2 separate regions of the Homo sapiens genome follow, and region 2 is linked to region 1. A link is an interaction called in ENCODE POLR2A ChIA-PET data of the cell type or tissue named here. Cell type or tissue: K562. All regions are shown on one strand.

Region 1 (4,000 bases):
TGGAAAACGATAGACGTCAAAACTCAGGTGTTTGATATTTTATGTTACGTTTTAATAGCATAAGGAAAAATAGAGCAGTTATTCTAACAAGCAGGGCAGAGGCTTCATGAAGCACAGCTCTAATTAGTACTATACAGTGTATACATACATATGTATCATATTTTCCAGTTCACACTGTTGTAGAAAAAAAAAAAACGGGTTCTTGTCACATGACAGGAAAAGTTAGGCATGCAGACACTTTGAAAGGTGAGGGGAACGGAATTCACTTGGCGAAAAGGAAAAGGGAAAAATAACTCTCAGCAAAGCAAGAGAGAGTCCTGCTAGCAGGTTTTCCATCTCACAAATTGAATTCCAGGTCACCACACAAGAACAGGAGAAGCCAGGCTCCTCCCCGCTGCAAACCGCGTGAATTCCCCGTGGCTCCACCTACTTCCCCCAGTGCGCATGTTGGGCACCGGTCTGCTGTGAGCATGCTCAGACAAGCCCTGGGCAGGTTCCCTCATCTGCACAAAAGCATCCATGCAAACACTCGCGGGGCTGGTCGGAGATTCGCAGCGGACCCCTTTTTATCTTCCTGGGCATTTTGCTGTCTCAACACCACACCACACCTCTGGCATGTTTTATGGAAATATAGCTATAGAGATGGTTATATATAGATAGATATTTTTAACTGGAATGCTAAAAAAAACTGTCATTTATTTATTTTTTAAATATTGAGCTCTATTCAGTGGATATAGAGCTGTTTACATTTTTTTCTTCCTTTCTTTCCTTCCTCCTTTCTTCCTTCCTTTCCACTTTTCTTTTTTTCTTTTCTTTTCTTTTTAGAGACAGGGTCTTGCTATGTTGCTCAGGCTACCTCAAACTCCTAGGCTCAAGTGATCCTCCCACCTCAGCCTCCCAACTATAGGTGTGAACTACCACAGCTGGCTAAAGCTGTCTTTTACTGAGTGGCTATTTTATGTCCTGTCATGCACAGTGCTAGGTGCTTTGGAACAAGCATTTCATTTATTTCTTGAAACAACCCTATGAGGAAGGTATATACTGGGTTGAATTAGTGTCCCCAAAATTCATGTCTGTGCAGACCTGTGACTATGATCTTACTTGGAAATGAGGTCTTTGCAGAAGCAATCAAGTTAAGTTCATGCTGGATTAGGGAATAGGTCGTAACGTGATAACTGGTGTGCTTATAAGAAGAGGGAAATTTGGACACAGGCACATAGGGGACAGGGTTGTGTGAAGATGGAGGCAGAGATTGGGGTGATGATTCACCTTGAAAACAAGGCACACCAAGGCTTGCTAACAGACACCAGAAGCTAGCAAAAAGGCAAGACAGGATTCTCCCCTAGAGCTGTAGCAGGACGAGCCGCAGACAAACCCCTCAGACACTGAGTTAAAGAAGGAAGGTACTTTATTCAGGCAGGAGCTTTGGCAAGACTCACATCTCAAAAACCGAGCTCCCTGAGTGAGCAATTCCTGTCCCTTTTAAGGGCTTACAACTCTAAGGGGGTCCGTGTGAGAGGATCTTGATCAATTGAGCAAGCAGGTGGTAAGTGACTGGGGGCTGCATGCACCGGTAATCAGAACGGAACAGAACAGGAAAGGGATTTTCACAGTGCTTCTCCAAACAATGTCTGGAATCTATAGATAACATAACCGGTTAGGTCAGGGGTCGATCTTTAACTACCAGGGCCAGGGTGCAGCGCTGGGCTGTCTGCCTGTGGATTTCATTTTTGCCTTTTAGTTTTTACTTCTTCCTTCTTTGGAGGCAGAAATTGGGCATAAGACAATATGAGGGGTGGCCTCCTCCCTTAGAGCCTTCAAACTTGTGGACTCTAGAACTGTAAAAGAATAAACTTCTGTTCTTTTAAGCCACTTAGTTTGTGGTGGTTTCTTGCAGCAGCTCTAGAAAACTAATACGTGGTATATTTATCCCCATTTGATACATCAAGACAATTAGGATCAGTAGAATTAAGAAAACTACCAAAGGCCACACAGTTCCTCACTGAAGAAACAGAAATCAAACACAGCAAGGTGGTTCCCAGGGACACCTGGAACCACAGGCCATACTACCTCCCAGTTTTTGGAAAATTCCACAGGAAAATTTTTTAAAAAATATTTCAGCATTTATTTTGAGTAGTTGAACAATAGATTACTTTTATCTTCTTCATCATAATTTTTGTTATTCTTTGTTTTATACTGAACACAAAATCTTAGGGTTATAAGGTTTATAACCCAAAGAAAATAGCTGTTATTAAAGAACTATGGCTCCAACAAAGGTGGGACCATGGTCCCAGGTACGGGCAGCCACTACACCTGTCCCTTCCATCACCTCCCTCAGGACAGTTGTGTTGAGTCTAAATCCAAAAAACAGTAGTGGCTTTCCCTCCTATGAAAGAGCCTCACAGTGCAGCAGAGTCCGGTAACCAAATCACTAGTTGTTCAATCACCCAAGACAGTTTGGAATGAGCCTGGGTGGAATTTCCAAGAGAGTGGAGACCATCCTTCAAGACCCAGATTCTCGAGGAGCATTCTTTTATCAGTGATTTTCCTGCTTCATCGCACACCATCCTGTGACCCAACACCACTGATGTTGTCTGATTCAAAAAGACAGGGTGCACAAGTACAATTATTTCCGCCAAAATTGATAAACATTTCTGTTTACCAGACGAGGGCTTTGGAAATGCCACCCAGATGAGAACTTGGACACAGGTGTGTTGGCCTCCTTCCTCCTAATTCCACTGGAGTAACCACTGGAGGCAATAGCAGGCCTAGGCTCTTCTTTTCTGGCCTTTGCTTTCCTAAAATCTGACTGTATTAAAGAGGTTATCCTAAGAGCCTTTGTTGGCAACAAGAGGAAAGAGAGAGATTTCTCAGAGGCTAAGCAAGTATGTGGAGACAGGGAGAGGAGTGGTTGGGAGTAGAAACAAAGAACCCAGAGGAGGAGTGAGACCAGACAAGGAATAGAGGGTGAACCCAAGCACTGGGGCTCTCAGCCTTGGCTAAAATTCCTGTATCCCTCTCGGGTCATGGGAATAGAGAGCTTCCAGGTCCACTGGGCCACTGCCAGCTAAGACAGTGAGGAAGCCTGCAGCCTCTATGATGAATCTCAGTCTAGCAGCCCTTCCTATCACTTGGATGACCCTCGGGGTGTAATCTAGGAGAGCAAGAGATTACAAGACTGCCTGAGATCCAGTTCTACACCATCCTGAAAGCATAAAGATTTAGTCATATTTCAAGAAAAATAAAGGAATAGATATGTCTTGCTTAATGGAGGTTGGGGTCTGAAGCTTGTATCTACTACTTATCAACACACATATGAGTTTTTCTTGTGGTTTAGGCTTTTCTTGACTTTAGGAAACCAAGTCTGAAACAAAAAAATTTGTGAGAAAAATCATTTGTATGAATATATATATATATATATATATATATATATATATATATATATATACTGAAATATATTTGAAAATATATACTGAAAGTATATATTTCAGATACTGAAATAAATGTCAGTGTGTGGACATTCAAGGGTGACTGCGCACACACATGAATATATTCACTGGCTCTGTCTGCCAAGAGGGTCTGGAAGCATAACATCCCAGGGCAACAAGTTCATCCAGCACCCAAATCTTGTTATCTAAAAACCATTTTCCAATAAATGGAAACACGATTCCCCAGAGAATTGGCTGATTCTAGGACAGGGGCAGAGAAACTACAAAATGAGCCTGGAAAATCTTGCAGTGCCGGCAATTAAGAAAGTTCTCACAAAAAAAAGGAACAAAAAATAACAAGTCAGAGGCATTTTGAAAGAGCATAAGGGCCAACCTGAAAAAAAAAATCCCAATGGCCAAAATCAGAACAAATTGAGCAATACAATAAATAAGGAGAGTGTTTGCTTGTGACCCAGAGAGTAAAATAAATATCTGTGAGTACTTACTGATATAAATAAATGATTGAAAAATAAATAAATGAGGAAATAGACAAATCTTCCTTAATAATTTCT
Region 2 (4,000 bases), 1.3 Mb before region 1:
AGTGTTTCTCACTGGGTGCTGTTGGCAGTTTGGGTGACTGGGAGGCCCTGTCCTTGCAGGATGTTTCTTGTCCCTGGCCTCCAAGCATCTAACATGCTAGCATTCCCTACAGCCATATTGTGAAAACCAAAAGAATCCCTCCACACATTTTCTCTCAACCCCTAGGGTGCTACCACACTCTGCAAGAACCACTGCAGGTTGATCCAAAGCGCTGTCCTGGGGAGAGGTCTGTATCTGGGACAGCTGAGGATGGTGGCCCTACATTGCCTGCCATTTTATTTGGTTTCCAAATGGGCCAATTGAGCAAAAGAAATACTTTCTATCTACGCTGTCAGCTTTCATCAGTTGACATTGCCTAGCAATGTGTCTTTAAACTATATTTGCTAGGGAAGCAATGGGATTTGGCATCTGGAAATAGAACCAAAATCATCCTGTTTGCCCGCAGCAGTGGAAGATGTGCAGGGGAGAGGGACTGGCTGTTTTGATCACTGGAGAGTTCAAGGGGCAGGAGACTGAAGACTGCTGAGGCCAAGGCTACAGCTCTTGGGGAAGAAGGAACCTGGGGCAGGGCTGAGCTGCATGGGATCGACTCTGACGCACCTCCACATTAAGTGAACTCGGGCAGTAGTGTGCAGGAGCCTCTGGTGCTGTCCCTGAGCGCCGAGCTTGTTTTCCCAACCTGGTGACATCACATGGGAGTCTTGAAATCAGCCAGGGAGGGAGCATTTGCACCACAGGAATCAGCAAATGCTAGAGATGAAGTCTGCTTCTCCCTACCAAAGGTTGTTGATAGGTTCATCATTGCTTTGGGGGTCCCTGAGAGCCCGCGCTTGGCTGTAGGTACCACCTTATCACAGAGGGAAGTTGTACCTTCTACTTCCTTGCGCTCAGTCAGTAACAGAGCCCTGGGCAGCTGTCCAAACCTGCCTGAGGACTGTGTTGTTGCTCAGCCAAACCCAGTTCTCCTTCTAGAAGAAAGGAGGGACCCCTTCTATGGGAAAGGGGTTGATCTAGATTTTTATATCAGCACCCATTTTTACTATAATCACTGCAAGTTCCATTCTTATCTGATTTTAAAATAAGAATTTCAAGGGGGTTGAGGAGTTGGCTTATTTTTATTTTGTTTGGCCATCCTTCTAATCAGATTTTCCGTAAGCCTGAAATTAAAAGTAGGCTGGGTGCGGTGGCTCACGCCTGTAATCCCAGCACTTTGGGAGGCTGAGGCAGGCAGATCACCTGAGGTCAGTAGTTGAAAACCAGCCTGGCCAACATGGTGAAACCCCGTCTCTACAAAAAAAATTAAAATTAAAATTAAAATAAATTAGCCAGAGATGGTGGTGTGTGCCTGTAGTCCCAGCTACTCGGGAGGCTGAGGCAGTAGAATCGCTTGAACCCAGGAGGTGGAGGTTGCAGTGCACTGAGATCATGCCACTGCATTCCAGCCTGGGTGACAGAGTAAGACTCTGTCTCAAAAAAAAAAAAAAAAAAAAAAAAAGTAGTTTGCTTTTACTAAACCTAAGACCCAACAGTGAAGAAAGGTGGCCAGGAATATTTTGAAAAATGAAAACAATTGGGGAGTTGCCCAGATTGAAAAATTCACCACCTGTAAACTGCATTTGCGTAATTAAAAGTTGCTGCACCATCCGTGCAGTCTCACTGCACCCTGCCACATGGGCAAGGCCACATCGCCTCTCAGTGCTCTTATCTGGCCTTCCCAGACCGTGAATGGTCTTCCCCATCAGCTTGCTAATGTTTAGTCTTCTTGTCTGATGAGAAAGTGAAAGCTAAGTTGCTAGGGAGAAAACAGTACTGGAAGAAAGAAAAGTAGAAACTAGGAGATTTACCAGGGCTTCAAAGAGCAACACAGTTACCAAATAACATTCATTCACTCACACACTGAAAAGATATTTCCAGTGTCTACTGTAAGAGCTGTTCTAGGCACTGCAGAGACCACAGTGAACAAAATCGGCAGAACCCAGCCAAGAAACCGATAAGAAAAATGTGTAAGTCAGGTCAAGGGGTGGCAAACAATGGCCTACAACCCACTGCCTGCTTCTGTAAATAAAGTTTTATTGAGACACAGCTACACACTCTTGTCTGTGCCTGGTGTTCCTACATGGCAGAGTTGAGTTGCCACAGAGACCATCTGGCCCTCTACAGAAAGGGTTGCTGCCTCCTGGGGTAGGTGCCATGCAGGGAATTGAAACAGGATGAAGTGAGATGAGAGGATGGTGGAGTCTACTTTCACCTGGCTGATGAGGACCTCTCTGATGTGACACTGAAACCAAGACCTGAAGGGCAAGAAGAAGGAAGCAGCCCGAGGAAGGGCTGGAGGAAGACAGAGGAATAGGGAGTGCAAGGGGCCGGGTAGTGAAGGGTTGGAGGAGCTCAAGCATAAAACAACAAAGAAGGAGGGTAACTGGGCTAGGGTCAGAGGATGTACCTGGGTGTGCAGGCAGAGAACAATGCCCGACATGACCCGAGAGGCGGCACAGCTCTATAGACCTTACCCAGCGGGTGAGGAGTTTGGGTTTGGGCCAAGTGCAGGCAGGTGTGAGATCTGCCTTAGGTTTAGGAATTCTCCCGGCTGCTCAGACTGGAGCCTCAGGGTCAGGATGGGGAGCAGAGGGACCTGATAGGAGGTGATCTTGGCAGCCAGGGGAGATGTGACGGTGCTTGGACTGGGGCTGTCCAGGCTCTATTACTTAGTGAGCCTTGGGCAAGAATACCAGGGAGGCTCCTACTCCTGTGTAAATATTTAAAGGATGTGATTAGAGCTAATACAGGTAAATACATTCTACCCTACACACACACACACACACACACACACACACACACACACACACACACACCCTTATGACCACCTGGAAGGTTCTGAGTCAGAATTCTGCGCTCCTTGGAGTTCGGTTCTGCCTCCTCCTCTCCCCAGCCTGGTCTCGCCCTGACTGCAGGAGGTCTTGCCCACACCCTGGATGCCCCAGGTCTCCTGAGTACCCTCCAGCCACACCCACAGACCTAGGGGACACACACTGGAGAGCACTTCAAACCATGAGCCAAAAATGTCGGTGGCACCATAGTCCCCTCTCCTCTCCCCTAGAGGTGTTGGCTGCACATGGCTCCCACCTGGCCCAGCCAGGGAGGGCCCGACCAGCCTGGGCTTCGTGCCAGCCAGGTCTCAGGGTTGTCTTGTAACTTGTGTTAAACACACACTGTGTAAGGACTACTGAACTCCCCCTCCAAATAAATCAGTCTTCCTAGCACCTTCTAGACCTGGCCTGGAGCCCTCTCTGAGTTGGAGATAGATCATTACGTGGATGAAAGCTGCTTTCCCAGGGAGAGGCCTCTGCGCCACAACCCGTCCCTACCCGCCATCTGGTAGTGAAACGTGAAAACGTGCCTCCACCAATGAGGGAGATATATTCGGATGTGCTTAGATTCCCCAAGGTTCTTAGTGAGCAGGACGAGGGGTCATCTGCCAGGATCAGCTGAGATTTTCTTGTGAAGGGAAATACCCGAGGATATTTTGCTTTTCTTTGCCTTTCAAGATGATGGTGAATTCTGTAAGTCTAGATCAGCGCAGTTTCCTGGCCTCTCTTCCCAAAGACTTGGTGAAGGGTGAGTGGGCACATCTTGGCCAAGGCTGACAGCTCCTGGTGGAGGGGAAGGGGGTGCACCAAGGACAGGTGCACTCCAATATTTCACTCCAAAGGGTGCCCTATTCAGGAAGTGCCTTCCGAGTGGGATGCACTGTGAGGGGCCCTCCTTGGATGGTCCTCAGTGCTGTGGGGTTCACCTTCAATGTGCACATCCCTGTCTGTTCCTGTCTCCTCTGCTTCTGAGGAACCTGCCACCTCCCTTTCAGTGTCCAGCAGTGGGAGGAAGACCTGGTAGTGAGTTCTGGCTTTGCTCTGTCACCTTGGGCAAGTGCCTTGGCCTCTCCAAGCCTCAATTTCCTCATCCGAAAGGGAGGAGGATGGCATTAACCACAAAGGTTCCTTGG

The links. Peaks named below come from ENCODE experiments on the same cell type or tissue, not always from the same donor. Only the 100,000 strongest peaks of a DNase experiment are listed, where the experiment ranks them.
Region 2: POLR2A ChIA-PET joins it to region 1 with 5 read pairs; 1 of 35 experiments calls an interaction of 5 or more read pairs at or near these places.

Annotation. Positions count from the first base shown.
Region 1 is chr9:88,932,525-88,936,524 of GRCh38, forward strand. No RefSeq gene overlaps it. Among named protein-coding and RNA genes, the nearest start is that of S1PR3, 57 kb to the right of the region's middle. RefSeq lists an enhancer at 290-584. In K562, no CTCF peak of the experiment used is centred here; a DNase peak (open chromatin) is centred at 457.
Region 2 is chr9:87,673,045-87,677,044 of GRCh38, forward strand. The region is part of intron 19 of DAPK1 (death associated protein kinase 1); the gene reads left to right. Among named protein-coding and RNA genes, the nearest start is that of CTSL, 51 kb to the right of the region's middle. In K562, no CTCF peak of the experiment used is centred here; a DNase peak (open chromatin) is centred at 1,727; H3K4me3 peaks cover 212 bases.